Linked DNA regions of Homo sapiens: region 1 is linked to region 2. A link is a loop called in an ENCODE intact Hi-C map of the cell type or tissue named here. Cell type or tissue: PC-9. All regions are shown on one strand. Links, peaks and the distances in the headings refer to the core of each region. The heading gives the core; the rest is flanking DNA. Region 1 has its middle 33 kb from the start of VCL. Region 2 overlaps VCL (vinculin).

Region 1 (11,924 bases), core at 1,585-9,584, 90 kb after region 2:
CCTGCAGCCTTTTAACCAATCAACTTGTAAGTACCTACAAGGTAATAAGTACTATGTTCCAGATTTTCTTTGTGTGTTATATGTGTGTGTAACAGCTTTATTGAGATATAGTTTATATGCCCTACAATTCATTCATTTAAAGTATACAGTTTAATGATTTTTAGTATATTCACAGAGTTGTGCAACCAACATCACAATTTTAAAATATTTTCACTACCCAGCAACGGAAATTTCATACTCATTAGCAATAATTCCCCTTTTCTTCCCAGCCCCTACAGTCACTAATCTATTTTCTGTGTCTTTGAATTTACCTATTCTGGACATTTCGTATACATGGCATTATATGCTAAGTGGCTTTTTGTGCCAGACTTCTTTCACTTAGCATGAAGTTTTCAAGGATTGTCCATGTTGTAGCATGTAATCAGTACTCATCCATCTTAAGACTGAATAAAGGCTAGGCGTAGTGGCTCACGCCTGTAATCCCAGCACTTTGGGAGGCCAAAGTGGGCAGATCATGAGGTCAGGAGTTCGAGACCAGCCTAACCAACATGGTGAAACCCCATCTCTACTAAAAATACAAAAATTAGCCGGGCATGGTGGCACGTGCCTGTAATCCCAACTACTCAGGAGGCTCAGGCAGGAGAATCACTTGAACCCAGGAGGCGGAGGTTGCAATGAGCCAAGATCGCACCATTGCACCTAGGCAACAGAGTGAGACTCCATCTCAAAAAGAAAAAAAAAAAGACTGAATAATATTCCATTGTAGGGATGGATCACATTTTGTTTATCTGTTCATCAGTTGATGGGCATTTAGTTGGATGTTTCCATTTTTTGGCTATTGTTAATAAGGCTGGTATAAACATTTGTGTGAAAATTTTCGTGTGGACATGTTTTCATTTCCTTTGGGTATATATGTAGGAGTAGAATTGTTGAGTTACATGGTAACTCTACATTTAACCTTTTGAAGAACTGTCAGACTGTTTTCAAAAATGGCTGCACCATTTTACATCAAGGCTACTTATAACATTTACTTGGTCTGGGGTTAATTGATGTTCCATTTGGCTATGGACTTGGGAACAGGCTTTTGCTGTTCAGGTAAGAAACTTCTGTCAAAGTCAAAGTTTCTCTCTATATCACAATCCAAATTTAGCAATCTAAAAGAGTATGTGTTTTTCCACAGTTTTAAAAAATAAGACTATTAGTATTCTGTCTAGAAAGAAAAAGAGTAATTCTGCTTATCAAGTTTCCAGATTCCTTTAGCCTCTTATGGCACACTTGCCTCTTCTCACCGTAAGTGACTGTGTAGGCCTCAGGGGTAGATGGACTTAGGCACAGTGGTATAAATGAAAGGAGACTGCAATATGTCCTCTCGTCGTAGACCTATGCAGTCCCTGGCTGCCTGCCATAACACAATACCAAAGACTGGGTGGCTTAAGCAATAGGAACTTATTTATCATACTTCTAGAGGTGGGGAACTCCACCATCAAGGTGTTGGCTAATTCAGTTCCCCGGTGAGGGCTCTCTTCCTTGCCTCTTACAGACATCCACCTTCTCGATGTATCCTCACATGTTGTGGGCTGGAGGGAGCGACTGCCAGGGAGCAAGCTCTGTTCTCTGTTCCTCTTCTTATAAGGACACTAATCTCATCATGGGAGCCCTATCTTCATGACCTCATCTAAACCTAATTACCACCAAAAAGCCTCATCTCCAACCAAATACCATCACAATGGGGGTTAGGGCTTTGACAGATGAATTGTGAGGAAACATAAACATTTAGTCCATTACCCCTCCATGTTGCAACAAAGTTTTCCATTTCACTTGAAACAGCATCCCTGTTCACAGCAGTTACAAGTGCAGATGGGCCAATAAATGTCTTATTTTAGTCACTCACACCTAAGCATAAATTAGTTTTCTTTTCTTTTTTTTTTTTCTTTTTTTGAGATGGAGTTTCACTCTTGTTGCCCAGGCTAGAGTGCAACGGCTTGATCTTGGTTCACTGCAACCTCCGCCTCCCAGGTTCAAGTGATTCTCCTGCTTCAGCCTCCCAAGTAGCTGGGATTACAGGCACCCGCCACCACGACCAGCTAATTTTTTGTATTTTTAGTAAAGACGGGGTTTCACCATGTTGGCCCGGCTGGTCTTGAACTCTTGACCTCAGGTGATCCGCCCGCCTCAGCCTCCCAAAGTGCTGGAATTACAGGCGTGGGCCACTGCACCTGGCCTCTGAGCATAAATTAATACAAGCTTTCCTGTTCCTCTTAATCTCTGTTTAAGTACAATCAGCACAAACTAAGGGGTTCTGATAGTGGAGAAGGTACTGAAAAAGGATAGGAAAGGAGTAATTTTAGGGTCAATCTAGAATGTGCTACATGCATTACTTTGATTAGGTTATTTACTCCTCATAACAACTACATGAGCTAAGCACTATTATTTTTACTCAGAAAGAAAGGAAAAGGCTCAAAAAGTAACTTACTGAAGGCCATTTAGCAGATTGTATGTGTAGTGCTGGGATTTTACCCTAAATTTACTTAATTCTAGAGAATCAGAGCATCCTCCTTCTATCCTGAGTTGAGAGCCAACTCGGGCTGGGAAGGAGGTAGAGAGGGTAGGGGTGTATGCAAAAGCCAAACTTTGTCTTTTCTACACATTTTTTTCATGTCCCTGGTTGTCACAACCACTTGCTGGCAGCACCCCCGCCCCTCAGTGGTTTGGCTGTGCAGAAGTGCTAATAAGTCCCTAAATGCTTTCCAGCTTAGTGGAGCTACTGTACTCCCCTAAGTGAGGACGGCGGCAACAGTTGCTAACTGGGCCACACACACTCTGGCAAAACTTCCTTATTTGGAAAAGTCTTTTCCATCCTATTTGGGCAGAAAGAATACAATCTCACATTTAAGATAAACAAAATGCCTTGACCTACATCAGAAGGGGCACTCGAAAACACTAAAACCCAGCCAAACACCAAAAAGATCCGGTATATTCCTAGCTACTTCCCTTCAAGTGGAAGGTGGTGGGGGCAGGGCAATGCTCAGAGAGTTAAAAGAACATTCACGAATTCCTTTTTCTTTAACCCCAGAAGCTGTTCTAGTTAGCAATAAGCTTTGAATCTCAGTTATATGGAATTTAGCACACTTTTTACTAGAGTTAAGAAAATACACATTTTTAGATTGTTCATATCATTGAAGTTGGAAGAGGCCTGAGTGGCAGGACAGTATACTTCCTTGGGTATGATTTAGCATTGCTTTTAATACCCTGAGGAGAGGTTACATTTGAAAATACAAGACCAAGTAGGTATTTGCAGGGTGGGCCAGTGGGATCGACCTGAGTGTCCGCTCCTGTCACTCTTGGAAACTGTGACCAGCAGCAGCTTGTTAGAAAGATGAAAAGAGAAAACTTAAGTCTCAACTCTCCCCTTGCAGGGTGAACTTGGGCAAATGACTTAACCTCTCTGGGCCTCAGTGTGCTGGTGTCTGAAGAGGAGTTGACTAAATGACCTCCAACGGCCTTCCCTGTATTGGGGCATTCTTTTTATTTTTGAAACGGAGTCTCACCCAGGCTGGAGTGTAGTGGTGCAATCTCGGCTTACTCCAACCTCTGCCTCCTAGGTTCATGCGATTCTCCTGCCTCAGCCTCCGAGGAGCTGGGATTCAAGCGTGCACCACCATACTTGCCTAATTTTTGTATTTTTTTTTTTTTTTTTAGTAGAGATGGGGTTTCACCATGTTGCCCAGGCTGGTCTCAAACCCTGAGCTCAGGCAACCCGCCTGCCTTGGCCTCCCAAAATGCTGGGATTACAGGTATGAGTCACCACGCCTGGCCCCTTCCCAGTATGGGCATTCTATTTTGTGATTTCCATGATTGTGGAAAGGGCTTCTCTAGGCTTGGGTATGCAAAAGAACACATGGGTTTCCAGTGCCCTCTAGACCCACCCTGACTTCCCTCTTGGTCCTTTTGCTCCCTCAGCCCTTCCAGAGCTCAGCCCTTCCTGGGTCCTGGAGCGAACCCCTAAAAGCCCCATTGGTATGCAAAGCATAAGAAGCCTAATACCCTCCATACCTGAAGTCTGCTGTCACCACCTGGCCCCGGGTGATGATGATGAATTAAATCAGATAAAATAACTCTTATTGATATTAGCTAACATGTAACCCCCTTCCCCACAAAAATACCTTAAGAATAATTTGAATATATGTGCTTCCCCGTGAAAGGTCCTAAAATCTGCATTCCTCATTTCTTTTTTCTTTTTTTTTGAGATGGGGTCTCCCTCTGTCACCCAGGCTGGAGTGTAGTGGTGCGATCTCGGCTCACTGAAACGTATGCCTCCTGGGTTCAAACGATTCTCCCACCTCAGCCTCCTGAGTACCACCACAGCCCAGCGAATTTTTGTATTTTTAGTAGAGATGGGATTTCACCATATTGGTCAGGCTGATCTCGAACTCCCGACCTCAGGAGATCCACCCGCCTCGGCTTCCCAAAGTGCTGGGATTACAGGCATGAGCTACTGCGCCCGGCCTGCATTCTTCATTTCTGTGGGAAGGAGAGTGTTGATTGAATGGGCTTCCTGTGCCCCTCAAATTGCTTGAAAGTTAGGCTGCTTTCTCTGATCAGGGAAACTTGGAGAAGTTGTGTTATCTTGGCAGGAATATTGCAAAATCAAGATGGATATTTTGTTTTCTTCTGCATTAATCTGCAGCTAATGCCAGTGAACATTATCTGTGTTTAATTACATTCGCTAACCAACTGACACAACTTCCCCTGGGAAGAAGCTTATCCGACTCTGACTCATGCTTTACAACATGTTGGATTTGAGGAAATGGATAATATACGCCCTGCTGGCTTTGGAATTTTAAACAGAAACCCACATGCCGCCGAGTCTCCGGCTTACTCCCAAATATGGGAGAATCTGTGCCCCAGCAAGGGTGCAGGAGGCATGCTCAGTGTGACAAAAGGCAAAACCTGTGGTGTGTGCGGGGAGGGCCAGAGCCAGCAGCCACTTAAAGGAGAAGGAACAACTGCAGGGAAGGGAAGGGAGGCCAACATCCCAAGGCACTTTTCTAGAGTTAGCTTGATTATGTCATGGTAGTGAATGTCTGATTGAAAGTAAAACGTATCCCCAGCATCAGGGGCCAAAGAGGGACTGACCTTTAGAGGCGTTTAGAGCAGTACTCACAGGCACAGCACTTCTGAATTGGACGAGATGATACAAGCCTTGTGCTGGGCTAGCTGGGTCACCCTGAACCAGGTGAGAAACCTCCTGGTAGCCAGGGTGCCCCAGGATTCTCTAAGAAATAGAGCTGTCCCAGAACACAGCGATTGGGGTCATTTTTCTTGTGTCTGAACCAGGAGGGAGGGGGCAGTATTCCACCTCCCCCTCCTGCTATGGCTGAGCCCCTCCACCCCCGCAAACTCTCTTCCCTTCTGTGCCGTCCTTGTGCTTCTTCTCCTTAAAAAACCTTTATTGGGGCTGGGCACAGTGGCTCATGTCTGTAATCCCAGCACTTTGGGAGGCTGAGGCCGGTGGATCACCTGAGGTCAGGAGTTCGAGACTAGCCTGGCCAACATGGTGAAACCCCGTGTCTACTAAAAATAAAAAAATTAGCTGGGCATGGTGGTGCAGTTGCCTATAATCCCAGCTACTCTGGAGGGTGGGGCAGGAAGAACTGCTTGAACCCAGGAGGCAGAGGTTGCAGTGAGTCACGATTGTCCCACTGCACTCCAGCCTGGGCCACAGAGTGAGACTCTGTCTCAAATAAAAATAAAAAAAAAAGGCTGGGCTCAGTGGCTCATGCCTGTAATCCCAGCACTTTAGGAGGCCAAGGCGGCGGATCACCTGAGTTCGGGAGTTCGAGACCAGCCTGACCAACATGGAGAAACCCCGTCCCTACTAAAAATACAAAATTAGCAGGGCGTGATGGCGCATGTCCGTAATCCCAGCTACTTGGGAGGCAAGGCAGGAGAATCACTTGAATCCCAGAGGTGGAGGTTGCGTTGAGCCGAGATTGCTCCATTGCACTCCAGCCTGAGCAACAAGAACAAAACTCCATCTCAAAAAGAAAAGAAAAGAAAAACAACCCAATGATATAAAAATATAATAATAATCATTCCCATTTAAAGCATTTTCTTTGCATCAGACACCATACTAAAGCACTTAATGTGCATCATTTTGGCCAGGGGCCATGGCATATGTCTATAATCCCAAAGCTTTGGCAGGCCAAGGCAAGAGGATGGCTTTAGGCTAGAAGGTTGAGACAAGTCTGGGCGACATAGTGAGACCCCATCCCTACAAAAAGCAGAAAAAATTTGCCAGGCATAGTGGCACATGTCTATAGTCCCAGCTACTGAAGAGGATGAAGCAGGAGGATTGCTTGAACCCAGGAATTCAAGACTGCAGTGAGCTATGACGGGGCACACCACTCAAGCCTGGGTGACAGAGCCAGACCCTAACTCTTAAAAAAAAATGCATAGTTTAATTCAAACTTCTCAATATCCCTATGAAGTAAGTATATTATCATCCTTATTTACAGGTAAGAACATTAAAATTCATACAAGTGAAGTAAGTTGCCCAAGACCACACAGCTAGTACATGCAAAGCTGAGATTTAAACCCAGGTGGTAGGCTGGGCGCCGTGGCTCACGCCTGTAATCCCAGCACTTTGGGAGGCCAAGGCGGGCAGATCACTCGAGGTCAGGAGTTTAAGACCAACCTGGCCAACATGGTGAAACCCTGTCTCTACTAAAAATACAAAAAAATTAGCCAGGCGGGTCGTGGGCGCCTGTAATCTCCGCTACTCAGGAGGCTGAGGTGGGAGAGTTGCTTGAACCCAGGAGGTGGAGGTTGCAGTGAGCTGAAATCATGCCACTGTACTCCAGCCTGGGTGACAGAGCAAGACTGCATCTCAATAAAAAATAAAAATAAAAAATAAACCCAGGTGGTTGCTCTCCAAAGGTTGTGTGCGTCAGCTACATGTGCTGCCTTGAGAGGTACAAGAAATAGAAAAATATCAACTGCAACCCACTACTTAAAGATAATCATTGTTATCATGCTTCCAGACCTCTCTTTATACACATATGCCTGGTTTTATCCTGATTTCAGTAGAATAAAATCTAGGGTTGGTTAAACCTCCAGAAAGAGAGTGAATGAATTGTCCAGTGCAATTTATCCGATTTCTCCTCTCCTTTAAAAGCTCTAGCTCAAGGAATCTGCACTTGGGACTGAGTCCACTCTCCTGGTCTCCAAGAGGCTCAGGTGTTTTGCTGGATGCACCATCCCAAGCACACAGTAAGCACTCAATAAATTCTCTCCAATTGCATTGTGAGGGACAGGTTCTTCTGTCAGGGAGCATAGCTTCTGCTCCCACGAGCATATTTAAGAGTTGCAAGGCTGGACACGATGGCTCACAGTACTCTGGGAGTATTGTGGGAGGCCAAGGTGGGCGGATCACCTGAGGTCGGGAATTCGAAACCAGCCTGGCCAACATGGCGAAACCCCAACTCTACTAAAAATACAAAAATTGGTTGGGCGCAGTGGCTCACACCTGTAATCCCATCACTTTGGGAGGCCGAGGCGGGCGGATCGCCTGAGGTCGGGAATTCCAGACCAGCCTGACCAACATGGAGAAACCCTGTCTCTACTAAAAATACAAAATTAGCAGGGCGTGGTGGCACATGCCTGTAATCCCAGCTACTTGGCAGATCGAGGCAGGAGAATCGCTTGAACCTGGGAGGCGGAGGTTGCAGTGAGCCAAGATCGCACCATTGCACTCCAGCCTGGGCGACAAGAGTGAAACACCATCTCAAAAAAGCAAAACAAAACAAAACAAACAAACAAAAAACAAAAATTAGCCAGGTGTGGTGGCACATGCCTGTAATCCCAGCTACTTGGGAGGCTGAGGCATGAGAATCGCTTGAACCCGGGAGGTGGAGGTTGCAATGAGCCCAAATGGTGTCACTGCACTCCAGCCTGGGCAACAAAGTGAGACTCTGTCTCAAAAAAAAAAAAAAAAAAAAAAAAAAAAAAAGCCGGGCGCGGTGGCTCATGCCTGTAATCCCAGCACTTTGGGAGGCCGAGGCGGGCGGATCACGAGGTCAGGAGATCGAGACCATCCTGGTTAACACGGTGAAACCCCGTCTCTACTAAAAATACAAAAAATTAGCCGGGCGAGGTGGTGGGCGCCTGTAGTCCCAGCTACTTGGGAGGCTGAGGCAGGAGAATGGCGTGAACCCGGGAGGCGGAGCTTGCAGTGAGCCGAGATCACGCCACTGCACTCTGGCCTGGGCGAAAGAGCGAGACTCCGTCTCAAAAAAAAAAAAATAAAAAAAAGCGTTGTGGGTTCTTTTGCCCCTCCAGATGGTGCTGGTGCTGGAGCCAAGTAAAGAACCACTTGCCCCAGTGAGCCTAGAAGACACAGGCATGCCATCACTCAGAGAGCAAAACTGATCCTACTACTGTAGTCCCATTTAAAGCCCTTGGTGCATTTATAATCCTGTCTTTCTCATGGCTGCTGATGAGGAGGGAAGCTTTGGGGACAAAGATGGACACAGGCCAGGTTGTATATGTGTATTCTGGGAGTTGGGGGAGCGAAGTTACTGTAGCAAAACCTGGATTCAATGGCACTTCTGGACCTCACAGGAGCTCCTGTCATCTGGGCCAGCCTAGCTTCAGGGGGATGGAGAACCACCCTTAGCTAATGGAGGGGCTCACTTTAAAGGGCAGTGGCATTTCCCTGCCTGGTCATGAAACCTTAGCTGAGCAAGCAGAGCGAATGCTTGTCACATCAAGGCAGGCCATGACAGAAGCTAGTTAGGGACTCAGGGAAACCCATCTTTCCTTCCCACTTCCCACTAACCAGCACTTCCCTGCCACACACACACAAGCACATACTTTCTCTGGAAAAAAAAAAAGATATCACAAAATGCTAAATTTTGTTATGTGTATTTTACTACAATTTGTAAAAACCAGGTTCAAGGTAGGCTGCAGTGGCTCACGCCTGTAATCACAGCACTTTGGGAGGCCGAGGTGGGCAGACCATGAGGTCAGGAGTTCGAGACCAGCCTGGGCAATGTGGTGAAACCCTGTCTGTACTAAAAAATACAAAAAAATTAGCCAGGCATGGTGGCACACGCCTGTAGTCCCAGCTACTCAGGAGGCTGAGGCAGGAGAATTACTTGAACCCAGGAGGCGGAAGTTGCAGTGAGCTGAGATCATGCCACGGCACTCCAGCCTAGGCGACAGAGCAAGACTCTGTCTCAAAAAAAAAAAAAACTCAAAAAACCAGGTTCAATACCAAACCAGGTTCAACATTCTATTCTCTTTCCTTGTCCCTACATCTATGTATTCCCCAGTTGTTTCTCCAAACACTGTAATACACATTTTTGTATTTGATCCCCTCAACTTGTGGTATAATGAGTAGTTATTGTTAGTTACCAGAACCAGGGACTACTAATTTTTTCTTTTAATTAACTTTTTGTTGGTATAACATATATACAGAAAAGTGCACAAACCATATACAAATTACATAAATATCTATAAATTTGCAAAAGGCAAAACACTCCCGAGTGACTAATACCTAAAGGAAGGAACAGAACATCGCGAGCACCCCAAAAGCCCCCTCTTGACACCTTCTAGTCACTAATCTCCCAAGGGTAATTCTTATCCATGGGTGAACAGCATAGATTAATTTTACCTATTTTTGAACTTGACATAAATGGAACCATCAGTATATGCTCTTCTGTGTCTGATATCTTCCATGTAATATTATGGTTGTGATAGTCATCCATGTGGTTGTGCTTAGTGATACATTATTTATTCCCGTTGCTGTGTAGCACTCCATTGTATGAATTCACCATGATTTATTTATCCATTCTATTGTTGGTGGACATTTGAATTGTTTCTGTTCTTAGCTTTTACATATAGTGCCACTATGAACATTGTTTTTTCGTGTTTTTTTTGGTGACAGAATCCCGCTCTGTCGCCCAGGCTGGAGTGCAGTGGCGCGATCTCGGCTCGGCTCACTGCAAGCCCTGCCTCCTGGGTTCACGCCATTCTCTCGCCTCAGCCTCCTGAGTAGCTGGGACTACAGGCGTCTGCAACCACGCCTGGCTAATTTTTTGTATTTTTAGTAGAGACAGGGTTTCACCATGTTAGCCAGGATGGTCTCGATCTCCTGACCTCGTGATCCACCCGCCTCGGCCTCCCAAAGTGCTTGGATTACAGGCGTGAGCCACCACACCCAGCCAAACATTCGTATAGATGTTTTTATGTATATGAACATGCATTTTTTTAGAAACGTAATTGCTTATCACACCTTTTGCATATGTTCCACTTTGATAGTTGTCAAATGGTTTTCTAAACTGGCAATTTACATTCTCACTAGCCACATGTGAAAGTTCCAGTTGCTCTATGTCCTCACCAATACTGTGTTGTCTGTCTTTTTCATTTTAGCCATTCTGGTGAATGTACAAGGATATCTTATTGTATTTTAACTTGCATTTTCTTGCCAATTAATGAATTGGTGTCTTTTTGTATATTTATTAGCCATTTGGGTATTTTGAGATGTTTTAAAGGGTGTTCTTTCTCCTGGTTATGAAAATAATACATGCTGAGGTGGGTGAATCACTTGAGGTCAGGAGTTTGAGACGAGCCTGGCCCACATGGTGAAACCCTATCTCTACTAAAAAATACAAAAATTAGCCAGGTGTGGTGGCATGCACCTGTAATCCCAGATACCCAGGAGACTGAGGCAGGAGAATCACTGGAACCCGGGAGGTGGAGGTTGCAGGGAGCCCAGATAGTGCCACTGCACTCCAGCCTGGGTGACAGAGTGAGATTCTGTCTCAAACAAACAAACAAACAAAACCATGCTAATTGAAGAAGGTTTGGCAAATACATAGTGGCTTTGTACTATGTCAGTTTAGCTAAACTGAAACTATGTTTTTCAGAATTTCTTTCTCTGTATGGTTCTGGGCTAGGGTTGGCCACAGAAAATTTGCACAAGATTGGAGGGCAGAGGTGAAGCAAACATGCTTATGCTCAGAAGGTCAGTGTAGAGGCAGGTGCCGTTCTAACTTATGGTATCTCAGATCTGCTAGCTCACCCTGTGGCCATGGGATAGACTTGAGCCTACATCTCCTTCAGCTCCCATGACAGATCTTCCTTCAGCATTTTCAGTCCCTGAGTCAGGTCTGTGTTCAGCTTTATGATGAAGGTTCAGCAATTCCTGCAGGTCGCCCACATAATTGAAGTAGGAAGTTTTAGAGGCAGTGAGACATTGATACAGGCTCTATTTCATCCTGTGGGTGCCCTCTGGTTCTTTTGGACTCCCACTGGTCCTTACTGTCCCATACTTCATGTCTACCTGTTATTTCTGACTTCAGTCCCAGCACCAGAAACAGAAGCAACTGTTGTATACAAACTGCTTAACCAGTTCCCACATTGCATAACACCAAAACCCCACAAGAAACATCTTACTCTATGCCGTGCCTGATAATTCTGCTTCTCTAATTAAGCCTTGACCAATAATAGGCATTAAGAAGTAAACCATGGCCAAGCACAGTGACTCACGGCTGGAATCCCAGCACTTTGGGAGACCAAGGCGGGTGGATCGCCTGAGGTCAGGAGTTTGAGACCAGCCTGACCAACATGGTGAAACCCCATCTCTACTAAAAATACAAAAATTAGCCAGGTGTGATGGTACACGCCTGTAGTCCCAGCTACTCAAGAGGCTGAGGCAGGAGAATGGCTTGAACCCAGGAGGCAGAGGCTGCAGTGAGCTGAGATCACACCACTGCACTCCCGTCTGGGGTGACAGAGTCAGGATCCGTCTCAAAAAAAAAGGAAACCAGGCCAGGCACAGTGGCTCACATCTGTAATCCCAGCACTCTGGGAGGCCGAGGAGGGAGGATAACCTGAGCCTATGAGTTCAAGACCAGCCT
Region 2 (8,000 bases), core at 1-8,000:
GAGATTTTTTCTTTTCTTTTTTTTTTTTCTTTCGAAGTGGAGTCTTGCTCTGTCACCCAGGCTGGAGTGCAGTGGTGCGATCTCAGCCCACTGCAAACTCTGCCTCTCCCACACTCAAGTGATTCTCAAGCCTTAGCCTCCCAGTAGTTGGGATTATAGGCATGCGCCACCATGCCGAACTAGTTTTTGTATTTTTAATAGAGATGGGGTTTCACCATGTTGGCCAGACTGGTCTCGAACTCCCAACCTCAGGTGATCCCTAAGTGCTGGGATTACAGGTGTGAGCCACCGTGCCTGGCCTGGAGGAGTCATTTTTACCTAAGAGGTTAGGAATGTTGCGATGGAGAAGGTAACTACACTGCTCCTGCCTTGAGAAGTTCAGCACTACTTATAAAGATGATTCTCTTTGCAGCATCTCTTTGAGCTCTTTTTCCAGTAGATCTCTTTCTCTCTCTCTCTCACGCATACGCACGTGCACACGCACACACACACACACACCCTTTCTGTGAGAAATAACATGCACTTGCAATCGGTCTAGTTGGACTAGGGAGGGCAGTCTACCATCACAAAGTGCAGGTAGCTCACTCTAAAGCCAAACAATCTCAATCTACTTCTGTAAAAAGCAGTCATCCTATGTCAGCTCACTGGTTTAGTGGCCGTGGAAAGGAGAGCTTTAGACAAAATAATATAAAGGAAATGGTGTGATTAAGTCTATTTAGACATATGGTCCATAAATTAAAACTGGAAAGCACTTGAAAACATTCACGTTCAACTTTCACTCCCACCAAAAAAAAAAAAAAGTTGGGGAGGAGTGGAAGTAACTCATATCACATTCACTGTTTTAATAAAAACAAAAAAATTAAAACTGATCTTAGACAGTATAGCCTTTTAGGTTATAAATACTGTCAAAAAGATGCATTGTTTGCCTAAGAGTGAAGTACTATGGAACAGAACACTTGAAAATTTTATTTCATGGAGGTCGCAGTTCCTGGAGCACACCCAAGGAAACAGGTGTTTACATACCACGATCCCTGTATTAGAGAGAGAGAGCTTGTTGCAGAGCCCACAAACATATCTGATCAAACAAGGCTACGACGACACTTGGGAGATGGGAAGGAAACAGGTGGAGGGAAGGAAGTGAGAACATGAGAATCTGGTCAGTGAGGTTTTCTCCACCTGGCCACTGCACCCAGCACCTCCCTCACTGTCATCTCCAACCAGTCTGGCCCCAGTATAATTATGTGGCAGGCAAAATCAATTGTCAGGGCTATTCTTCCTCTTTTCTTAGCCCTTGTTGAGATCTTCCCTTCCCTTCCCATCCTGTCAGGGTCTTTCAGACATCAAGAAAGGCATAGATCACTTCCCAGTCTGAGAAGTCCATCATATTTAAAAATGAAGAAATGCCAAAACAGGTTCATAAAAATGGTGGTCTATTTAAGTGCTTACATTTAATATTTTAATTGCATGATCAACTTTTGTCTGGGCTGGAGTGCAGTGGCACGATCACGGCTCACCACAGCCTTGACCTCCTGGGCTCAAGTGATCCTCCTACCTTAGCCTCCCGAGTAACTGGGACTACAGGTGCATGCCACCATGCCCAGGTAATTTTTTGTATTTTTAATAGAGATGGGGTTTTGCCATGTTGCCCAGGCTGGTCTTGAACTCCTGGGCTCAAGCAATCTGGCCACCTCAGCCTCCCAAAGTGCTGGGATTACAACGTGAGCCACCACACCTGGCCATGAACAACATCTTTTAAAACTTCTTTTTTTCCTGTGACTACATACATGGCCTTATTTGAAGATAATATTAAAGTCCAGACCCTTCATAATATAAGGCCTGAGTGAGAAGACAGGGGTTTGGGGTACAGGCAGGCCCTCAAGCTCTCTCTGCCTTCCCGCATATTAAGAACCTACCTTCAGACAAAGATCTAAGTGAAAATGACTGCTAAGGCCCCCCAAATTATCCCTTCATTAGATATTTAAGATTTAAATTGTTAACCTAAGGAATGAACTCCAATATAAAATTTCAGGCATCAGCAACTGAGAGTTCAGCCATTCTAGTATGCTTCAAATAGGAAGTACTGCCTCTATCAATTCACTGGAATTTATATATACATATAATTTTTTTTTAAATAATAAAAATAGAGCCAGGGATGGTGACTCACACCTATAATCCCAGCGCTTTGGGAGGCTGAGGTGGGAGGATTGCTTGAGCCCAGGAGTTTGAGAACAGCCTAGACTACGTAGCGAGACCCTATCTCTACGAAAAATTTTAAAAAATTAGCCATGCATGATGGCATGTACCTGTAGCCCCAGCTATTCAGGAGGCTGAGGGGAGAATTGTTTGATCCCAGAAGTCTGAGGTTACAGTGAGCTAAGATCATGCCACTGTACTCTATCCAGCCTGGGAGACAGAGCAAGACTCCATCTTTAAGAAAATTTTAAATAATAATAATTTAGAAAATAATATATGTGAAGATTTCAAAAGACTCAGGAGATAGGTGAAGAAATTTCTTTTCTATGTTAATATGAAGCATTTGGCACAGATTGTACTTTAAAACAGTAGAGATGGACGCATTCTGTGGCATATCAGTAATAGCTGATATGCTTTGCTCCTGGAGTTGCCATTTTGAGAAAGGTCAAGGATCCTCAGCCATTAGTCACCTAGACACCTGACTGAAGGCCACAAGCATAGTTACAGTTTTTAGGAGGGAGTCAGGAACACAGAGTACAATGACAAGCTTTAATCTAATTCAAGTAGCAAGTATGCAGCACCAACTCACACGGGTGTACACTGTGTGATAATATTAATACATGCTGTTCCAACCCTGTACTCCTACATTTAAAGATCCTACAGACCTCATCCACAAAGTATTCCTTTCCCTGTCCCAACTCTCTTAAAGTACAACATAATGCAAAGTGGACTTCTTGTTCTTATCAAGGCCAAACAGTGATAGTACAGGACACTGCATGAGTACACCCAAAACTAAAAATAAAACCACAAGGATGCAGCTTAAATATATACAATTTCCATTTGTCAATTATATCTCAATAAAGCTAAGGGGAAAACTGAATTTTAAAAAATAACCCACAATGAGTCATATTGAAAACATTCAAAACATTTCAAGGGAAACACCAAACCCTTTGCTAGAGGATGTATACTAGATAACAAAGCCTAAACACACACACACACCCATCATGAGCACACACACACACAAAACCCACAGGCTCACTAAATTCTCTTATTTCAGATTATTGAGATTAGGAGGGTATGCAGCCAGTTTTGACTTCAAATAAAACAGGACTCTGTCCAAGTCAATTGATAACTGAAGGGGAAGCAGCATGTTGGGAAAGAATGGGAGAGGAACAAACGTTACAGCTGCCCAAGCTATATGTTCCTCAAGTCTTGGTAAGTAGTTTATTTTAAAGATGTGTATAAGTCACAATCTTTAAATCCTTTAAAACCTGAATAACCAGTCCTGTTCTTTCTCCCTTCTTCCCTTATTCTCTTGTCAAATCTAGCGTCAGTGCAGATTCTGAGTGTGCAGAGTTCAATCAAGAACTCTGCTACCTCCTGGTCCATCAGCTCCACAGTCCTTCCTCCATCTCATACTAGGGTTGCAGCAGAAATAGACTGAGTATACAAGCAAGAGTGTCTTACAGATACTAGCAGTTTTCAAATGTATGTTGATTCTGTTGTGATGAATAAAATTTTTAAATTATCTTAAAATATTACTAAATTGGCCAGGCGTGGTGGCTAACGCCTATAATCCCAGTATTCTGGGAGGATTGACTGAACCCAGGAGTTCTAGACCCACCTGGACAACATAGTGAGATCCCATCTCTAAAAAAAAAAAAATTTTTTTTTTCTTTTAGTTAGCCAGGTATGGTAGCATGCATGCCTATAGTCCCAGGTACCTGGGAGGCTGAGATGAGAGGATCACCTGAGCCCAGGAGGCTGAGGCTGCAATGAGTTGTGATCACACAACTACATTCCAGCCTAGGTGACATAGCAAGATCCTGTCTCAAAAAATTATATAAAATAAAATAAAATATTATGAAATTCACTGTATCATTTGTTTGTTTGTTTGAAATAGAGTCTCACTTTGTCACTCAGACTAGGGTGCAGTGACATGATCTCCACTCACTGCAATCTCTGCCTCCCAGGTTCAAGCCATTCTCCCACCTCAGCCTCCCAAGTAGCTGGGACTACAGGCACTCCTCACCATGCCCAGCTAATTTCTGTATTTTTAGTAGAGACGGGTTTCCACCATGTTAGCCAGACTGGTCTTGAACTCCTGACCTCAAGTGATCTGCCCACCTTAGCCTCCCAAAAGGCTGGGATTACAGGTGTGAGCCATCGCACCCGGCCTGTATCTTTTTGTTTTTATGCATTTCTTAATCAAGAAATAATTTAAAATCTCACTATTATTATTTTGTTGTTGGTTTTTCTGTTTTTGTTTTTTTTTGAGACATAGTCTTGCTCTGTCACCCAGGCTGAAGTGCAATGGCGTGATCTCAGCTCACTGCAACCTCCACCTCCCAGGCTCAAGCAGTTCTCCTGCCTCAGTCACCCGAGTAGCTGGGCCTACAGGTGTGCAGCATCACGCCCAGCTAATTTTTGTATTTTTGGTAGAGACGGGATTTCACCATGTTGGCTACACTGGTCTTGAACTCCTGGCCTCAAGTAATCCTCCTGCCCTGGCCTCCCGAAGTGCTAGGATTAAAGGCGTGAGCCACCACGCCCAGCCTAAAATTTCACTATTATTACTTAAAGGTCCTTATGCTGAAAAAAAGTAGGCAATCACTGTTCTACAGTAGAATGTAATAAAAGAGTTACAGGCGTGGCAACCTAAACACAAAATGAAGTGATAGATACAATAAGAGGATATTTTTCACTTATGAAGAAAACTGGCAAAAACTAGGATGTAGATTAAAAGAAGAAGAACACAGTCTGGAGAAACAAGCCAACAGCAGGCTAACGTCTATCAACAGTCATTCTAAAAAAAGATAATTAGCAACAAATAATTAACAGAATTCAGAACCCAGAAGAATCACAAACTTGTAACCACCTAACAATATTGCTTTGAAATATGTAGAGCTAACACTGACAATTATAAGAAAAACAGACAGGTCTACAATTAGTATAGGAGATTTTTAACATATATCAATCATAAGCTGATAGTTGAAACAGACAAATTAGGCTATAAAAAATTGGACTAGTAATATTTATATACTGACCTAATTAGTATAAATAGAACTCTATACCCAAGCAAAAGAGAATATACTTTCTTTTCAAGCACACATAAAAACTCACTAGAACTGAGCTGTATGTAACAAAAGAATTTCCAAGAATTGATATCATACCAACCATGTCTTTGGGTACAATACAATTATATTAGAAATATAACAAAAGATATTAAAAAGAATTTTGAAAACTTTAAAAAATAATTTTAAAGAATTTTTAAATTCTCTAATTTAAAAATTAAAGTGGTACATGCCTGTAGTCCCAGCACTTTGGGAGGTGGAGGTGAGTGGATCACCTGAGGTCAGGAGTTCGAGACCAGTCTTACCAACATAGTGAAACCCTGTCTCTACTAAAAATATAAAAATTAGCCAGGCATGGTGGCGGGCACCTGTAATCCCAGCCACTTGGGAGGCTGAGGCAGGAGAATCGCTTGAACCCGGGAGGGAGAGGTTGCAGTGAGCCGAGATCATGTCATTGCACTACAGCCCAGGTGACAAAGCAAGACGCTATCTCAAAAAAGAAAAAAGAAAAGAAAGATTGAACATAAAGACTGAAATATTAAAAATAAGGTATTCAAATAATAAACTTGAGAAAAGTAAATAATAAATATGAGAAAAGAATTTAATGAAATAGATCTTTGTGGGAAAAGCTGGTAAGACAGATAAATCTCTAATAAGAGCGATAAGAAAAAAAGACAAAAGGCAGAAATAAGCAATACTGAATAGGAAATGTGATATAACTAGATACAACAGAGATTTTTAAAAGAATAATTATTATGAATTTTATGCTAATAAATTGGAAGGTTGGATAAAATTGGTAATTTCTTAGAAAAGTATCAGACTACCAAAGTTGACTCACAATGAATTTAGAACCTGATTTAGATAATAAAACAAAACTGAGCGAGTTTCTTTTTAGTCATATCTCTTCCTCCCAAAGACACCACCAGATACAGGGAGTTTTAGATGCAAGTTTTGCCAAACTTTCAAGAGCAGATAATCTTTATCTTACATAACCTGTTTCAAAAACTAGAAAAAGACCTTATTTTATGAAGCTAAAATAACTTTGATACCCAAACTAGAAAAGAACATAAAAAGAAAAGAAAATTACAGATAAAGGTCCCTCATGAGCAAAAATGCAAAATCCTTTTAAAATATTAGCAAATTAAATTCAGCACTATATATATATATATATATATTTTTTTTTTTCATCACAGCCAGGTAGGGTTTATCCTAGAAATGCAAGAATGGTTCATTATCAGCAAATCTATATTCATGTAGTAAACCATAGACTATCTCAACAGAGTAAAGGATAAAAATTGTGTAATCCACTCAACAGATACAGAAAGAAAGGGCATTAAATAAAAACAAGTAATCATGGTCCAATTCAAAAAAAAAAAAGTCTTACTACAGAAGACTACAAATTAGATAAAAAATATCTCTGAGAAAAGCTTAAAAAGTAACTGAAGGGCCAAGCACGGTGGCTCACGCCTGTAATTTCAGCACTTTGGTAGGCCAAGGTGAGCAGATCACCTGCGCTCAGGAGTTTGAGACCACCCTGGGCAAAATGGTGAAACCCCCTCTCTACCAAAATACAAAAAATCAGCTGGGAGTAGTGGTGCACACCTGTAGTCCCAGCTACTTGCGGGGCTGAGGCATGAGAATCGCTTGAGCCCTAGAGGGGGAGGTTGCAGTGAGCTGAGATCACGCTACTGCACTCCAACTTGTGCTACAGAGTGAGACTCCGTCTCAAAAAAAAAAAAAAAAAAAACTAACTGAAGAATTGAATCATTTATTTGGAGAAAATTATTAAGAAACAAAAATTAAGAAGCTATAGAAGAAAAAAAAAGAAGCTATAGAAGGGAGCTAATATGTAATTGAAGTAGGAGTCAGTACTCAATTCCAGAGGCAGGGCGTGGACACTGGACCACATAGAGGACTAGCTAAAGCAGGTCCAGGGTAAAAGCACCTCCCCATAAGACACACCCACCAGGGTGATAGGTCACCTTACCATTGCCACGGCAACACCCAGACGTTACTGCCCCTTTCCATGGCAACAACTGAACAACCTAGTAGCCACCACTTGCATTCTAGAAATTTCTGCACAAATCACCCCTTAATTAGAATATAATTAAAAGTGGGTATAAATATGAATGCAGAACTGCCTCTGAGCTGCTACTCTGGGCACGCTGCCTCTAGGGTAGCCCTGCTCCGCCAGCAGAAATGCCTCTGCTGCTGCTGCTGCTGCTGCTGTACACTGCTGCTTCAATAAAAGTTGCTAACACCACTGGCTAGCTCTTGAATTCTTTCCTAGGAAAAGCCAAGAACCCTCTTGGGATAAACCTCAGTTTTGGGGTTTGCCTGTCCTGCAACATAATCACCAAATGTTTCTTTTTGTTTGTTTTAGGTATTTTCACATATATCATTTCACTCATTTAAACCTCACAATAACTATTATGTTAGAAGAAGAGACTATTGTAAAGAAGAATGAGAAAGTACCTTAGCATACTGGAATGAGCATACTTGGAATCAAACAGTTCAGGGTTAGAATCCTACCTCTGCCATGTATGAACTGAGTAACTTTCAACACCTTACTGAGCTTCTCTTCATCTGAAAAATGAAGTGGACTAAATAACACAACTTAAAATACCCAGCTCATACAAGGTATTTAAGAAATTGAGCAGAGCTCAAGACCAGGCTGGCCAACATGCTGAAATCCCATCTCTACTAAAAATACAAAAATTAGCTGGGCGTGGT

Evidence for each region. A loop is a pair of places that touch in the nucleus more often than their neighbours do. Peaks named below come from ENCODE experiments on the same cell type or tissue, not always from the same donor. Only the 100,000 strongest peaks of a DNase experiment are listed, where the experiment ranks them.
Region 1: it touches region 2 in a loop (8-fold over the local background); 7 of 110 quality-filtered maps call a loop at or near these places.

What each region holds. Positions count from the first base shown.
Region 1 is chr10:73,959,226-73,971,149 of GRCh38, reverse strand. No RefSeq gene overlaps it. Among named protein-coding and RNA genes, the nearest start is that of VCL, 33 kb to the left of the region's middle. RefSeq lists silencers at 2,565-2,859, 4,745-5,039, 10,965-11,259 and enhancers at 3,404-3,988, 3,989-4,574, 4,575-5,159, 3,181-7,051. In PC-9, for the core only: no CTCF peak of the experiment used is centred there; DNase peaks (open chromatin) are centred at 4,019 and 4,859; H3K4me3 peaks cover 633 bases; H3K27ac peaks cover 4,124 bases.
Region 2 is chr10:74,051,389-74,059,388 of GRCh38, reverse strand. All of the region lies in intron 2 of VCL (vinculin), which reads right to left. Among named protein-coding and RNA genes, the nearest start is that of VCL, 57 kb to the right of the region's middle. In PC-9, for the core only: CTCF peaks have their summits at 607 and 824; DNase peaks (open chromatin) are centred at 2,688 and 3,228; H3K4me3 peaks cover 1,290 bases; H3K27ac peaks cover 5,089 bases.